Linked DNA regions of Homo sapiens: region 1 is linked to region 2. The links are chromatin loops, found by intact Hi-C in ENCODE. Cell type or tissue: endothelial cell of umbilical vein. All regions are shown on one strand. Each heading gives the region's core, and the rest is flanking DNA. Links, peaks and the distances in the headings are about the cores only.

Region 1 (8,874 bases), core at 229-8,228, 75 kb after region 2:
GATGGTATAAATGGAACAGCAAACACAGAACAAGACAGCTGTTGCAGCTTTCTGCAATTTAATATGGCAAATATAGATTCTGGCAGTTTTTGATTAGAGGACATTCATTATGACATGGAAACACCACTAGATTATATTTTCCTATACACAAAAGTTAGCTTTTCTTTAGCATAGTAAGACATCCTCAAAGACTATCTCTGAAAGTTTTAAAAACAGGCCAAGCTGACAGAGTTTTAAAACTTTCCTAAAAGGTGACAGGTATTAGCACAGCACAAGCCAAGTCTAGAAGTAATAAAGTTGATCTTTCTTACAGGCAACTATTTTAGTTTTCAATGCCAATGACTCAAGAGTGAGCGTAGGAACATAACCCCAGACACAGAAGGAAAACCTGATCATGACCATGGAGCAGAGTTCTGGAGGAGGAATGCTCAAATCTTAAAGAGCTTCAAATCATAAAGTACATCACATGTTGGCCAATAAGCAGAAGGATTATTACAATAATCTATGCAACAACTGAAGTCTCACTGTATACAACAAAAGGTCAGTGCCTTTAGGTGTGCAAATTTATTTCCTTGAGCTAAAATAGATTGTAAGCAACAGTGAAACTTGCCCAACTAACTTGTGAATCACTTAAACCAGCTGTTTATGTCATTTAGCTAAGTAGCCCCAAATAAGGAATGCATAGATTCCTTATTTAGGGATTAATCTTAACAAAGATTAAGATTCTGTGCTGTTTAGGGATTGCCCTGTGAAGGGAGGTGCCCATGGAAAGGCTCCTTCAGAGGCACCACACACATGGCCATATTTGCCCTAGCCTGTGGGGAATTAGCTAGAATTCTACCATGTGCTACAGACACCAGGGAGAGTTTAAGCAAACCACACCAGAAGAGGAAACAAAGATCTCCAATGAGACCCTAATAGCAATTTCATTAAATAAATTTTGGAATGCAATCTCTTCAAGAGTGGCTATGGAAACAGACCAGATCTCTTTGCTGTCTCTGAGGCCATGCCTCGTCATTCTCTTCTCAACTTCACTCCTGCTGGCTTCCCAAGTTCACTAGGAGCATCCTCTTTTGCAGATATCTAGCCCTCATTATGTTTCTTCCAGCTCTATGGAAAGCAGGGTCAGGATAAGCAGAAGAGCAGACCAGCATGTGCTTTCTGCCTCCCATGGCTCTCATTGTTTCCTATGGACTGATAAATACAAACGGGTTTTTTCCGAGTTTCGTTGTGGACAGGGTCATCCCTTGTCATCAGAGTGCTGTCACACGTAGTAGTCATTTGTTTATTCTTCTTCTTTCAGCTGTCCTCCTCCTCCTCCTATTATGTTCTTGCTTGGGCTGAGTATCACAGTTCCTTAGCAAACATCAGGGACAGGCATATTTGCCAAGATCCAAGGATAAAGCATTTTGGAAGAAAGCCGAGAAAATGGTGTAGCCACTGAATTTCTGCTTCTTTTTATTTAACAGAACTACAGAACTACTTTTAGTCATTATCACTGGATTAAACACACACAAAACTGATTAGTTCTGGTTGTTATTCATTATTCTCCCACTTCTTGTTTCTAAAAAATCAGCATTACAAACAACTCTCCAGGATCTTATTCCAATCAACCTATCTCAAGTCTTACAATTAATATTCCTAATATAACCACTACACTGTTCGACTTACTTTTTTTTTTTTTAAGCAATGAAAACCAATGCCAATGAATCATGAATCTCTACAAAAATAGAGGCCAAAGAGGTGAACCGGAGAGCAAACTTGACATTGGAAAGCAAGAGCCTCCCTTGCCTTCCCCTGTTCACTAAAGCCAGTGGCTCTGGTTAACGCAGGAAACACAGTAAATACACAGTAAATTGTACACACAAAGCAGCCATCGGCAATTTGCCTGGTGGGGTTGGATAGCATGTGGCTGATAGGTCTCAGGAGATGAGGAACAAACAGCCATGATGGATTAAGTGATTGCTATTGGCTGTGTGCTTGCCCTGAATATTTCACCATGGACAGTAATCAATTACTAGAGACCAGTAATGATACCAATCAAATGCACTTAGCACTTCTGCACTATCAACCTGAGGGCTGCCGACCTGCCACTTAGAAAAGGTTTGGGCTGTGTGAGAAACGATCTGTGAGCTAGCCACTGTTCCCACTGTAGACCAGGCAGAAAAGCAGGCTGCTTTTTCTTCGTGTTAAAAAGATAAATGGATAAATTAGCCACTCACCTGCCCTACATTAAGGTTTATTTTAAAACAAGCAATAGTATCCCTCTCCCTCACTCCCAGAGGGAGGACAGTTTATAAATATTTTGGCATCATACGACGTCTCCTGGTCAGCAGTTTTTTGAAAGCAAACAGCCTCAAAGAAAATGACTGGGCAGAGGCCATGGTAAGGCAGAAAAACAGATGTCGATTGTTTCTGAATACTGCTGGTCACCATAGCATTGGGTTGTTATGATGTCACTTCTCATCTTTTTGTTCTGTGGTGGGAACGCCGTGCGTCATCACTGAATGTTCAGAATGCCTCTATCTTATGCCGTTCTTTATGGTGTCCATGAGAAGTTGAAAAAGAAAAATCAGCCTCTCTGTGTTTCTAGCATGTCAAAATATAAACCTGTTCCTTCTCTTCTTGGGGTGTGGCATCTTTGTTCTCCCTGCGGTCATCTCCATTTAGAAGATGATACTGTGTGGGAGTTCTCGGCATGAATCACAGAGCTGTCAGTACGTGGAGTCTGGTGCACCTTCCCGCCTGGCCACTTTGTTCAGCACAAGTCTTTCATGAAACAGTGGACTGTGGCTGGGCCCCGTGGCTCACACCTGTAATCCCAGCACTTTGGAAGGCCGAGGCAGGTGGATCACCTGAGGTCAGGAGTTCGAGACCAGCCTAGCCAACATGATGAAACCTTGTCTGTACTAAAAATACAAAAAAATTAGCCAGGCATGGTGGCGGGCACCTGTAATCCCAGCTACTTGGGAGGCTGAGGCAGGAGAATCGCTTGAACTCAGGAGGTGGAGGCTGCAGTGAGCTGAGATCATGCCACTGCACTCCAGCCTGGCAACACAGCAAAACTCCGTCTCAAAAAAAAAAAAAAAAAAAAAAGGAAGAAAGAAGAAACAAGAAACAGTATAATCCTAGCACTTTAGTAGGCCGAGGCGGGCGGATCACCTGAGGTCAGGAGTTCAAGACCAGCCTGGCCAACATGGCGAAACCCCATCTCTACTAAAAATACAAAAATTAGCCGGGCCTGGTGGTGTGTGACTGTAATCCCAGCTACTCGGGAGGCTGAGGCAGAAGAAACACTGAATCCTGGGAGGCAGGGGCTGCAGTGAGCCAGGATCGCGCCACTGCACTCCAGCCTGGGCGACAGAGTGAGACTCCGTCTCAAAAAAAAAAAAAAAAAAAAAAAAGAAACAGTGAACTGTCCCACCATTACTACTTTGAAGGACTTTTAGGCTTAACAATAATGGGAACTAATTGAAATGGGGGAAACGCCTTAGAAGAGTTGTCCCACACTTAATCCTTGAGGTGTATTTTTTGCTGGGTTTTAACAGTTTTTCCAGACAAGCAAAAATTCCCGTTTCATGAGCTGGAGAGCACAGAAAAGTCTAAGTTCATTAAACGGTGCCATCCAACTGCCATTTACAGATCACTTCAGTTCTTTAGTTGTCCCATCGTAAACTTATATACAACAGGGACAGGAAGGGGCAAAAGAGGGCATTTAAGAGAGTAGAAATATTTGCATCTTGACTGGGGTGGTGGTTATAAGGGTGTATGCATTTGTCAGAACTCAAACTGTGTACTTAAAATTGGTGCATTTGTTGTATGTAAACTTCATCTCAATAAAATTGAGGTTAAACACTCTGGACTAACAAGCAACTCCCAATTAACAAGCAAGATCACTGGCTGAGGAAGTGAGAAGGACGTGTCCTTATCTTACTTACCCCTGTTAAACAGGGGGCAATCACTTTCAAATACCACACATTCCTGAAGGAATCACCCTGCTCTACCCCTGCTCAGCATCATTGATGGAAGTGACTGCTCACTGTTGAACCTGCTTCTTCTCTTGATTCCTCGCAGAGGCAGCTGCTGGCTACAGACTTACTAAATTGCAAGTCGCCTCAGTTGGCAGAACTGCCCCTTCTCGACGATTTATAAACTCTGTCCATCGAGAGCACACTCCAGAGACAGGGCTCTGGACGGGACAGAAGCAGGAATCTTGGCCAAGGATACAAAGCTTCCAGAACTACCAAAGGCATTGTCCGCCAATAAAATACCACTCTGAATGGACTCATTCATGTCCCATTAACAAAAGTGTTGCTAATAATAGGTGCCACCTTACTTATGCTACAAGGGCACTGTAAGAATTAATGAAATAATGAGGTCTCTGGAGCACTTGCCCAGAGAGGCGGCCAGGAAAATCAGAACCATCGGCCTCCCCTGCGGCAGCATCTAAGGATGAAACACGCCCGACGGCTTCTGCTGCCTTCTGCCTGATCTTCCTCCCTATTACCCGTATCATGCAAATCTGGACAAAGTTTTTGTTGAACTTGCCACTGAATGTGTCTAACCTTTCAGCTCAGCCATCTTCAGTGTGGGATGCTATGACTCACGGTCCATGAGTCATGGAGCCCACAGGAATCACAGTGAAGCCCAGAAATGCTGCCTGCTTCCTATCCCACATGCAACACCAAGCCATTGGTGAAAAGCCTCCTCCTGTTTGTCTTCCTACCCAGGTGTTTTTGTCAGGCTACCCTTCTTCACTGAAAGCCAAGGCCTTTAAAGGATTGGATAGCAGCAGGGAACACGTGAATATATTCATGCCGTAGCCAGTAATTTAACAATTTTATTCATCCAGTCTCTGCCCTTGGTACCACTGCTGACCCCTGCACCCCACCACACACAAACAAACACACACACACACACACACACACACACACACAGAGAGAGAGAGAGAGAGAAAGAGAGAGAGAGAGATTCACTTCCATCACTTCCAGAATAATTTAAATATTTTAAATATTAAGTATCTTTAAAGTATATTGTCAGGTAAAAGAAAAAAATCAGGACTGTAAGAAAAGAAATAGGATGGAATCAGAAGAAATTAATTGTTTTGTTTTGACAAAGTAATCTTGATTTTTTTCACTTTTCACATTTTTCAGAGTCTGAAGTATTGCTGACTACAACCTCTATAGAGTCATACAGACAACCTCACTATAGAGAAATCTTTACATTTACTTGAGAGGCTTAAAATAACATGTAAGAAAATGAAGTGGGCTTCATTCCTGGGATGCAAGGCTGGTTCAATATACGCAAATCAATAAATGTAATTCAGCATATAAACAGAACCAAAGACAAAAACCACATGATTATCTCAATAGATGCAGAAAAGGCCTTTGACAAAATTCAACAACTCTTCATGCTAAAAACTCTCAATAAATTAGGTATTGATGGGACGTATCTCAAAATAATAAGAGCTATCTATGACAAACCCACAGCCAATATCATACTGAATGGGCAAAAACTGGAAGCATTCCCTTTGAAAACTGGCACAAGACAGGGATGCCCTCTCTCACCACTCCTATTCAACATAGTGTTGGAAGTTCTGGCCAGGGCAATTAGGCAGGAGAAGGAAATAAAAGGTATTCAATTAGGAAAAGAGGAAGTCAAATTGTCTCTGTTTGCAGATGACATGATTGTATATCTAGAAAACCCCATCGTCTCAGCCCAAAATCTCCTTAAGCTGATAAGCAACTTCAGCAAAGTCTCAGGATACAAAATCAATGTACAAAAATCACAAGCATTCTTATACACCAATAACAGACAAACAGAGAGCCAAATTATGAGTGAACTCCCAGTCACAATTGCTTCAAAGAGAATAAAATACCTAGGAATCCAACTTACAAGGGACGTGAAGGACCTCTTCAAGGAGAACTACATACCACTGTTCAATGAAATAAAAGAGGATACGAAGAAATGGAAGAACATTCCATGCTCATGGGTAGGAGGAATCAATAACACGAAAATGGTCATACTGCCCAAGGTAATTTACAGATTCAATGCCATCCCCATCAAGCTACCAATGACTTTCTTCACAGAATTGGAAAAAACTACTTTAAAGTTCATATAGAACCAAAAGAGAGCCCGCATCTCCAAGTCAATCCTAAGCCAAAAGAACAAAGCTGGAGGTATCACGCTACCTGACTTCAAACTATACTACAAGGCTACAGTAACCAAAACAGCATGGTACTGGTACCAAAACAGAGATATAGATCAGTGGAACAGAACAGAGCCCTCAGAAATAAAGTCGCGTATCTACAACTATCTGATCTTTGACAAACCTGAGAAAAACAAGCAATGGGGAAAGGATTCCCTATTTAATAAACGGTGCTGGGAAAACAGGCTAGCCATATGTAGAAAGCTGAAACTGGATCCCTTCCTTACACCTTATACAAAAATTAATTCAAGATGGATTAAAGACTTAAACATTAGACCTAAAACCATAAAAACCCTACAAGAAAACCTAGGTCACCAAACTATTTCTAATAATCATGAATCAACATGTGCTGAAAAGATGTTGAATAAGAATAGTATTTACTAACTTTAAATGGTAATACTAATATCATTTAATACATATTTCCAACATAAATCTTGTTCTTGAAAATATTATTATTGAAGGTTAAAAAGTTACTTCTGTGCCAATAGATTTTCTTTTGAAAAAAATTGTTTTACTGAGGTAAAATTTACATATAAAGTCCACCAGGTCAGATGCAGTGGCTCACACCTATAATCTCAGAGCTTTGGGAGGCTGAAGCAGGGGGATCATTGAGCCCAGGAGGTCAAGGCTGGAGTGAGCCATGATCATGCCACCGTACTTCAGCCTGGGTGACAGAGCAAGATCCTGTCTCAGAAAAACAACAACAACAAACCATCTATTTTAAGTATATAATTAAAAAAAAAATTTCAAGTGTACAATTCAATACATTTGAGAGCTTTGCAATCATCACCACAATCCAGTTTGAGGACACTTCCATCACTTCAAAAATGTCTCATCATGCCTGTTAGGGTCAATTTCCACTCCCACAACCAATACAAAGCAGCCCCAGATCAACTTTGTGTCTCCACAAATCGGCCTTTTCTAGACATTTCACACAATTGGAATCATATAAATGTAGTTTTTTGTATCTGGATTCTTTTAACTAGCATAATTTTGGGGGGTATCCATCTTGTAGCAGGCATTGAGTTCCTTATAACTGCTGTGAAGTACTCCATCATATGGCTGTATCATATTTTATTTACTAGTTGATGGACAACTTGGCTTGTTTCCAGTTTTTAGCTAAGAATGATTCTGTTATGAACATTTGTGTATGTTTCTGTGTGGCTATATTTTCATTTCTCCTGGATAGATTCCTTAGAGTGTCATGGCCTTAGAGTAGCATGGCTGATCCACACGGTTAAGTTTTCCTTAGAGTTTAAAGACGTTGTCACTTTTTTTTCCCAAAACGGCTGTGCCATTTTACACTCCCAACAGTAATATATGAGAATTTCAGATTCCACACTTTTACCAATACTTGTTATTGTGTGTCTTTTTTTGTTTTGTTTTTGTTTTTTTGAGATGGAGTCTCACTCTGTTGCCGGAGTGCAGTGGTGCGATCTCAGCTCACTGCAACCTCTGCCTCCTGGGTTCAAGTGATCCTTCTGCCTCAGCCTCTCGGGTTCAAGTGATCCTTCTGCCTCAGCCTCCTGAGTAGCTAGGACTACAGGCATGCACCACCATGCCCAGCTAATTTTTTGTATTTTTAGTAGAGACGGGGTTTCACCATGTTGGCCAGGATGGTCTTGATCTCTTGACCTTGTGATCTCCCCACCTCGGCCTCCCAACCTGCTAGGATTACAGGCGTGAGCCACCGCACCGAGCCTATTTTGTGTCTTTTTAAATACAGCCATTCCAGTGGTGTGAAATTGTGTCTCCTTGGATTTTAATTCACATTCCCGTAACTAGTAATATTGAGCACATACTTCATGTTTATCTGTTTTGGTGAAATGTCTATTTAAATCTTTTGCTCATTTCTAATTGAATTGTTTATATTCTAATATTTGGCTGCAAGAGTGTTTAAAATATAGACATACAGGGCCAGGCACAGTGGCTTATGCCTGTAATCCCAGCACTTTGGGAGGCTGAGGCGGGCAGATCTCTTGAAGTCAGGAGTTGGAGATCAGCCTGGCCAACAGGATGAAACCCCATCTCTAGTAAAAATACAAAAATTAACCAGGCATGGTGGCACACCCCTGTAATCTCAGCTGCTCGGGAGGCTGAGGCAGGAGAATCGCTTGAACCCAAGAGGTGGAGGTTGCAGTGAGCTGAGATGGCACCACTGTACTCCAGTCTGGGTGACAGAGTGAGACTCCATCTCAAAAAAAAAAAAAAAATAGACATACATATATACACACATATATTACATAGATACATTCTGGATAAAAGTCCTTTATCAGATATATAATTTGCAAACATTTTTCTCCCAGTATGGTTCTTTTCTTTTCTTTTCTTTTTCTTATCTTTTCCTTTTCTTAATCTCCTCTTCTGATACTCAAAAGTTCTTAATTTTGGCCTGGCGCAGTGGCTCACTCCTGTAATCCCTGCACTTTGGGAGGCCGAGGAGGGTGGATTGCCTGAGGTTGGGAGTTCGAGACCAGCCTGGCCAACATGATGAAACCTCGTCTCTACTAAAAATACAAAAAAATTAACTGGGTGTGGTGGCGGGCACCTGTAATCCCAGCTACTCAGGAGGCTGAGGAAGGAGAATTGCTTGAACCTGGGAGGCGGAGGTTGCAGTGAGCTGAGATCGTGCCACTGCACTCCAGCCTGGGCAACAAGAGCAAAAC
Region 2 (8,874 bases), core at 476-8,475:
GAGTCCTGTTAATTAAATGAGAGGAGTCAGCAAAGAGATAAAAAAAAACAGTATTGGTGAGAGATCAACATAAAACATCATCAAGAAAGTAGGACAAAACAAAGAAGAATAATTTGTGGTCAAATTTGTAGTGTCAGTTGCAGCTCTGAAATGAGAACTAAGAGACCACTAGGTTAGTAACCAAGTAATTCACTGAGAATCTGAGCGAGGGTTCCTCTATGACACTCAGCAGCCTCAACATCACCTGGGAACTTGTTAGAAATCCAAATTATCGGCCAGTCCCCAGGCTTTCTGAATCAGAAACTCTGAGGGTGGGGCCCAGCACACTGTGGTTTAATAAACCCTCCAGATGACTGTGATGAGTAGAATCCTTGCACAAGAACTGTGTTGTTTGTCCAACATTGCTGAGAGGATGCACTGTGCGATACTTCAGTCACTAGCTGCATGTGGCTACTGAATACTTGATATGTGGCTAGTGCTACTGAGGTACTGGCTTTTAAATTAAATTCAAATTTATTTAAATACTGAGGTATTTATTTTTAAATAAATTCAAAGTAGCTACATGCAACTAGTGGCTATTATATTGGACAGCACAGTTGTAGAATAGTACTGTAAATGAATGCCAGTTTTTGGTCAGGGAACTGAGGCAAATGGAGATATTAGGAACAAGAATGGAGATATTAGGTGTGACTCTTCTATATAAGAAATCTTGTTGCAAGAAGGAAAAAAGGCATCATAGGTTGTATGTCATGAGGTGAAGTTAAAGGCTTTTTCAGGAGAAGTAAGTTCTGAGTGGGTGTGAAGGAGAAGGGAAGTCAGGAAGCAGGACCTATTGACACTAAGGAAGGAAGGACAAGTGAAAATGTGTGTTGGAAAGTCCGAGAAGTATAATACAGGCATACAGATATATATAATTGTGGTTAAAATATTAGTAAAAGAAAATTTACCATCTTAGCCATTTCTAAGTGTACAGTTCGGTGGCATTAAGTACATTCACACTGTTGTACAACCATCTCTCCACCATCCACCTCCAGAAATCTTCATCTTGCAATACTGAAACTCTGTGTTCATGAAACAACTCCTCATCCTCTCCATTCCCCGGACTCTGGCAACCACCACTCTACTTTCTGTCTCTATGAATTTAACTACTCTACGTACCTCACATAAGTGGAATCATACGATATTTATCTCTTAATGACTGGAATATTTCATTTAGCATCATGTCCTCAAGTTTTGCCTGCATTGCAGCATGTCAGAATTTCCTTTTTTTTTTTTGCGATGGAGTCTTGCTCTGTTGCCCAGGCTGCAGTGCAGTGGCGTAATCTCAGCTCATTGCAACCTCCGCCTCCCAGGTTCAAGCAATTCTCCTGCCTCAGCCTCCTGAGTGGCTGGGACTACAGGCGCACACCACCACACCCAGCTAATTTTTTGTATTTTAGTAGAGACAGGATTTCACTGTGTTGCCCAGGCTGGTTGTGAACTCCTGAGCTCAGGCAATCTGCCCACTTCGGTCTCCCAAAGTGCTGGAATTACAGGCGTGAGCCACTGCGCCCAGCCCAGAATTTCCTTTTTAAGGCGGAAAAATATTTCATGGTATATTGCTATGGTCTAAATGGTTGTCTCCTTGCTGAAATTCACATGTTGAAATCCTAACCCCCAAGGTGAGGGTATTAATATTAGGTAGGAGGTGCAGCCTTTGGAAGGTGATTAAGTCATGGCAGTGGATCCTTCATGAAAGGTAGTGCCCTTATAAGAGGCCCCAGAGATCCCCCTCACTCTTTCCATCATGTGAAGACATCGGAAGAAGACAGTTGTCTATGATCCAGGAAGCAGGCCCTCTCCAGACAAGAATGTGCTGGCACCTTGATCTTGGATTTCCCAGCCCCCAGAACTGTAAGAAATAAGTTTCTGTTATTTATAAGCCATGTAGTATTTGGTATTCTGTTACAGCAGCCTGGAAAGACTAAAACATATGTACATACCACACTTGGTTTATCCATTCATTCATTGCCTCCACATTTTGGCTATTGTGAATAATGCTAGTAATGCATGTGGGTATACAAATATCTCTTGTAGACCCTGTTTCAGTTCTGGTGGCTAAATATCCAGAAGCAGAATATTGGATCTTATGGTAATTCTGTTTTTAATTTTTTTTGAGAAACTGACATACTGTTTTCCATAGTGGCTGCATCATTTTACATTCCCATAGAGGTGCTTGTTTTTGAGACAATGAGGAAGGGCATATCAATGCCATCAGAAGAGTGATTAAAAAACAAATGTGGGGGAGAGATTTGTTGAGATGGAATGGGGAGAGGTGGAGACAAAGAAGTTTGGCTCTAATAGTCTTTCTTTTCTCAATGACCTTGACACAAGGTTATCATCTCCAAGGAAGAACACTGCTAAGGAGGAAAAAATAAAGGTTGAGGAGAGAAGTAAATGAAGGTTTCGTACAGCTAGTCCGTTACAGGAAAACAGGTAACATTCTGAGCTCTGAAGCAGAAGTCTAGGCACTGTTGTGGGTTAAATTGCGTCCTCCCCAGCAAAATGATATATTGAAGTCCTAAACTTCAGTACCTCAGAATGTGACTTCATTTGGAAATAGGATCTTTGCAGATGAAATTCATTAAGATGAGGTCATACTGGAGTAGAACAGGCAAAACCCAACACAGCTGGTATCATCTTATAAGACGACAGCCATGTGAAAACACGAAGACATACAGGGAGAGTGCCGTTTGACGGCGGAGGCAGAGACTGGAGTTACGCAGCTGCAAGCTAAGGAATGCCAAAGACTGCTGACAAACTTCTGGAAACCAAGAAGAGTTAAGGAAGGATTCTCTGCAGAGTCTCAGAGGAAGCACGGCCCTGCTCACCCTGCTGACACCTTGATTTTTACCTTCGAGCATCCAGGACTGTGAGACAATCCATTTCTAGTGTATTAAGCCACCTAGTCTGTGGTATTTGTTATGGCAGCCCTAGGAACTAATATAGCCACAGGGCATGAATCTGCAGTAGGACAAGGTCATCCTATGCCAAGGCCAAAATGAGTATTTCCAAATTACTGTGCATCCCACCTGTGAGCAATATGCTTCCTGACACACAGTGATAATGTAGGTAATAAGTCAATGTAATACATATTTTGAATCACAGTCCTTACTAAAGGGTTTTCTTTCTGTCTTTTCCAGGCATAAATGAGGCATGCATATGAACACACTAAATTGTATGCTTCTAAGAACCAAGAGGGGAGAAAAAAAATCTCAGTATCCTGGGGCAGAAATATGTGGAGTAGATGTGTACAAGTAATGCCTTAGTGCTGTCATCATCTGGAAGTTCTGGATTTTATTTCACCTAATTTGTCCCCTAATTTTTTTTTATGGATTATAATCCTAAGTATGGCTCTTACTTCACCTGTAAAAGTCAAAGACATATCTAATTTTTAAAATTTCTAAATCTGTCTGCTTTTTCCTTTTTCTGACTTTGGTCTTTGTCCTAAGTGCCAATGATTTTTGGATAAAAAATCCAATTATTTTCCTACTTTTACACTTGAGTTTCATGGGGGAAAAGTCAGCATTAATGGTCTGGTGATGAGTGCGAACAGATGAAGCCATCTAAGAAAAAGCTGTCGGTTATGTACTCCTGGGTGACTCTCTCAGAAGCAGACGTTCAATGGCTGTGAGAGCAAAAGAACCAAGGGGCTGTGGGGGTGTCAGCGCTGCACTGATTTCAGTGCAAGACAAGGGTTTAGGTCCCGCATAACATCTTAACAGAAGACTACGGCGGGCGCCCCTTGGAAGGGTAGCTCAGCTATTGCTGATATGGAAGCAGTGTGGATTATTTGGTTAGGCAGAATAACCTTGAACATCTGCCAAGTCAAAACACAAGTCATAAAAACAAACACAAAGCTTTCCCTGGCTGCCCACTTGCTCTCTGCCTTTAAAATATTTCTTGCTTTTGTTAAAATTCACCTTCATCCTAGTAAAAGAGGAGGAAAAGAGTTGTGAACTGCAATTGTAAAGAAAAAACATCCAGTGATAACTACATTAAAATTTTTTTTTTACAAGAAAGTATCCAGTAACAAATTGTTTCCCTCCTCCCTTCCTTCCACAGCTCCTCGTATATATATTTTTAAAAGCATTTAGACTTTGGCTTTTTATGAAAGGCATACAGTAAAAGTATCACAGTTCCAAAATTCCAAAGCAATTTCACAATCATAATGAAATGAGGGAGGAAATGGTTTTGTGAAGGTCTTAAAAACAATCACCCCACGTTGCTATGTGAAGCATCTTTATACATTATAAAGGGCTCGGCAAAAATTAGTTCATTCATTCAACAGGCACTCATCGAGCATCATTTATACACTAGGACCTATGTAAGAAGCTAGGGATGAATAAGACACAGTCTGCCTGGTAGAGCTCACAACAGAGGGAGACAGTTATTATTATTATTGATTATAATGTGGCTAGGCTTCTCCTGCCCTATTCCTACCTCCAGCCCCCAGGAACCTTGATTTTAATTCACAAAGCGCCATATTGTGGGGAGGAAAAAAAAAGAAAATGACCACAGTAAATCCTGTAAAGGTGGCAGGTCTCTCCAGAAATAGAGCTAGACTGTGAGCTTAGACCTCCTTTAAACTAATGGCAAGGAAAGAAAAGAACACAGCAACATGCCTAACCCAGATGTACCAAACCCGACCACAACAAACAGCTAGAACTAAATGAGAGAAATTCAACGTTAATTGGGAGAGAAAATGATGGAGAGGACAAAAATCAATTAAAAAGGAAGATGAAACCAACTGGAATAAAGTTAAACACATCTTTCCCTCCTTGTCTTTTTCCCCAGAATTGCCCCAGAGTGTCACCTGAAGAAAGACGTTACCTTCAGCTCCACTGGAGACTTTGAGGTTTCACAGACAAAGGGAGCCAAGTCTGGAGTGGATAACCCAATTTCCACATGTTTTGGTTTTAATTCAGATGAGCCAACTTGAATATCAAAAGTCAGGTTTTTTTTTCTCTGATGTGATTTTATGCCTGCTTAAAACCAGTGGCTAAGGAGAAAGGGCATATACAATGAATCTAAAATCATTCAATTACCTTAAGTCAACCGGGAGGCTTATATTTACTGAAAATAGGCATTCAACTCCCATATTACAAAGACATGCAAATGACTCCCATGTTGCAAAATATTCTGGATAGTTTATTACTGCTCTCTGTTGTTGGAGGAGCAAGGAAAAAGGCTTGAGAGGCTGATCAGGAAAATACTACATTTGTCAGTTGGCAACAGCAGCAGGTTAACACAGCCTCTTGAATTAACAGCTCACAGGAAGAGAAAAAAACCAACTCCTCTTTGGAAGCAGATTCATGCTGCAAAATTATCCAAGTTAATTTCCTTCAGTTAATTATGTCAGTTTCCTTATTAGCAAAGGGAGATGACCAAGTCTAGTCTCTATCTAACGACTCAGAATGATGAGGTTAGCTGGCCCCATCTCTATGTTTAAACCTAACGTTCAGACAGAGCCTCATAGAACCTCATGGGCAGAACTTGCCCTAACCAGTATTTAGTTCTGCTCTTAGTACTGTTTAACCAAGGATTCTCTCAGAAATGTCCGTGTAGGCTACGATTGAGATCTACTAATGGCTAAGTTACCACACTGCTTCATCTCAGAAACCTGTGTGTATGAATCCAAGGTACGAAAGCATCCAGTATCCCTTGTAAGTCTGGTGGCTAAGCAGCATTGGCGGGGGGGCGGGGATCCTCTGAACCCACTATAACATGGCACCTTATATGGAGTGGGGGTTCACAGTGAACATGCCCTGACCTCCTCGTTATCTTAAGCAAAATTTTGGGGTGATGAGGGGTAGGGATGGGGACAGGAATTCCTCCGGAATCACTCTGGAATCCGGGTCCAAGCCAGAGTAACCCTGCTAACACAGACGAACCAAATTTACTGCTACTCAGACTGGCCCCAACCATTTATGCACTCCTCAACGTTATCAGCAAACAGCAAGCTTTTCTTGTGTGTGCATCCATTAAATACCAGGCAAATTCAAGATCTTTTCTCTTAATTCCCACATCAACCACGCAAGGTAGGTTAATAAACATCATTTACACAAATGAGGAAACTGGGGCTCAGGGAGATTAAACAAATTGCCCAAGGTCACACAGCTAGTGTGAGATTTGAATTCCAAAGCCTGTGCTTCTCTGTTACAAGCCTCACCACTTGTGAATAAAATGTGTTTCTCATTTCCAAACTATTCCACAGCCTGGCTCCTGAGATAGGAAAAAAAGGAAGGCATCCTCAGAACTGCTTTCTCCCCTCCATGATTGGCTGGCATATAAGAAGTTACTCTCTGAAACTGGATCTCCTATGAGGGCTGTTGTTCTTTCAGCCGTTCTCAGAACATTTCTGCTACTGAGTTACTGAGTTATAACTATACATTGGCCACTAACCCAATGCCAGCCTGATCCTGAAGAGAATGGTGTTGGTGACAGCAGGCCACCTGTGTGGGGTCATGGTAATGGCTAATCCTACTGGTGACCACTTTCCAGGGATATCACTACTGAAGCGCCGATATAAGGACACATTTCCCAGGAAACCAATCCTGCTCGTAAGCATGTATGCTGTGCTCCAGGTGGCCATGGCCTCAGCACTTAAAAGTCGAGAGGGCCACCAACCATGGTTCTATTGCAAGAGTTGTAAAAATTTGCACTCGGCAGCCACTGCCTTCACCCAGGTCTTTCTATTTTTCTTTATTAATAGCTTTACGTTTCCTCTTATTCATAAGATAAGGCTAATATTGCCTAGTTCAGAAAAGGGTTGTAGGGGTTAAATAAGGTACATAAGCAAATGTATCCACCAATGGTACTTGAAGACTTTTTGTAACTTTCCTCTCCCATTAACAATTTTATAGTGACTTGCAGGGATTTTCAAGTGGGCGTTCTTTAACCTCCCGTACAATACCATAATAAAATATAGAGATAATGCAGATATACATTTCTTAGATGACAGAACAAGGGTTCTGTGACATTGATAATGCTGAATTTTTAAACTGGAGGTTTACATAAAAATGGATTTCCAGAGTTCTGAGAATGCTAGAAAACTGTATGCAGAATTTTGTGGGTATGTGTCTTTTTCAGGAAAGAAGGTCCAAAGCTTTTCTCAGATTCTCAGTGCGGCCCATGACTCTCCAAAAGTTCAAGAACCACTCTCCTGTAGGTTAGCAGTAGCAAGATTTGCTGGGCCTAGCTGTAAAGTCTTGCATTTAAGGCAGGAAAACCTGTCTCATAAGCAGTTTTGTTTTCCTTGAAGTTTGAAGCCGTGTGCTCTTGAAATTCTAGGTTGCATTAAATGTATGTATGTTCTCTGAGTCCAGGGAGACATAGTTATGCTCTGAACTGATGCCATCCAATAAGGTTGGCTTCCATTCTGAAATGATCACTCTCATCAGGTGGCAGGGCAGCAAGAGGGTAGTACCAGGGGAAAGAAGGCCCCAGAAACCATGTCAAGTGAAAAGGAGGCGAGGAAGCTGAGGATATTTTGCTAGAGAAAGAGGAGAGTTGAGGAGGGGGAATGCCACAGCTCCTCTTGAAAAGGTAATGGTTTGCTATGTAGGAAGAGAATTAGATTTGATCTATGTAGCTCCAGAACATGGAACTAAGATCAATGGATGCAAGTAATGGGGAGAAAGAATTCAGCCTCTATATAAGGAGAAACTTTTAAAAAACGATTAGAGAGATTCAAAATAGAAAGGGCTGCCTTGTGAGGCTAATGAGCTTCCTGTCCCTTGAAGTTTTCATACCAAGGCTGCATGTTCATCTGTCAGGGATTTGCAAAGGGGATTCTTTATTGGGTGGAAAGTAGGAGAAAATGACCTCTATGATTCCTTCTAATTCCATGATCCGTCTATTAAGGTTTTATATCTCTTATTAAAATTTATAGTCAAAGACCCATAGACATCTTCCTTTACTTTACAGAATAGATACTTGAGGCGAGTCCCTTTATAAAGGGAATAATCAGACTTTCTCTTTAAGTTTTGATTTTTATGTATTTTGTTTTCTCAGAATGGGTCACACCTATGTTCGGACGCTGTGTCTGTGTGGCCAGCACACACACCTTCCATCTGTCACCTTTTCTGAGTCTCCCCTGCCTGCTCCCTGCCTGGACTCTTGCGCTATTGTTCCACTAGCCGTTTTTCCCATCTTACCCTTTCCAGTCTACTCTCCACCAGCATCCAGAGTCACTGTTGAAAAACATTCTTCAGAGTATGTCTTTCTGCCTCAAATCCTTATATAGACTCCCATTTCTCTGAAAGTCAAACTTGCCTAAGAGGCGCTGGATGGTCTGGTGTCTCCCAGCTCCTTCATACCCTTCTCCCCTTCACCACCACACTCCAGGTGGCCGCGCTGGCCTCTCCGAGGGCTCTTCCCCTCCTCTGCATCTGCACCGGTGCTTCTCTCCACGTGGAACACGCTTATCCCAGCTCCTTGCTGGGCTTATTGTCATCCTTCAGATTTCAGCTCACATCTCTCCCCAGAAAGGCTGTTCTGACCACCCTGGCTCAGTCAGCTGCACCTCCCACTTGTACTTTATCGTGTCCTTCTGTTTTGTCTTTTTCACACCACTGATCACAATTTATAATCATTTTGTTTCTTCCTTTTTCCTTGGTATTGTCTTCTCCCATTTGAGTGTAAGCTCCTTGCAGACAAGCACCTAGTCTGTGTTGCTCACTAATGTGTCTGTCTCCAGTGTCTAGCAGAGATAAGCGCACGACTGGTGGTCAGTACGTATCTTTGGAATGAAAGAATAAGTGATTACATGAACATTTCTGTCCGGCATAGTAGGTGGGCTCTGGAGCTGAGTGTGACCTCACTCCTTAGAAT

What was found. A loop is a pair of places that touch in the nucleus more often than their neighbours do. Peaks named below come from ENCODE experiments on the same cell type or tissue, not always from the same donor. Only the 100,000 strongest peaks of a DNase experiment are listed, where the experiment ranks them.
Region 1: it touches region 2 in a loop (2.1-fold over the local background); 9 of 110 quality-filtered maps call a loop at or near these places.

Annotation. Positions count from the first base shown.
Region 1 is chr4:139,984,947-139,993,820 of GRCh38, forward strand. The region is part of intron 1 of MAML3 (mastermind like transcriptional coactivator 3); the gene reads right to left. Among named protein-coding and RNA genes, the nearest start is that of MAML3-AS1, 140 kb to the right of the region's middle. In endothelial cell of umbilical vein, for the core only: no CTCF peak of the experiment used is centred there; a DNase peak (open chromatin) is centred at 4,625; H3K27ac peaks cover 588 bases.
Region 2 is chr4:139,909,961-139,918,834 of GRCh38, forward strand. The region is part of intron 1 of MAML3 (mastermind like transcriptional coactivator 3); the gene reads right to left. Among named protein-coding and RNA genes, the nearest start is that of MAML3-AS1, 210 kb to the right of the region's middle. In endothelial cell of umbilical vein, for the core only: no CTCF peak of the experiment used is centred there; a DNase peak (open chromatin) is centred at 3,851; H3K27ac peaks cover 459 bases.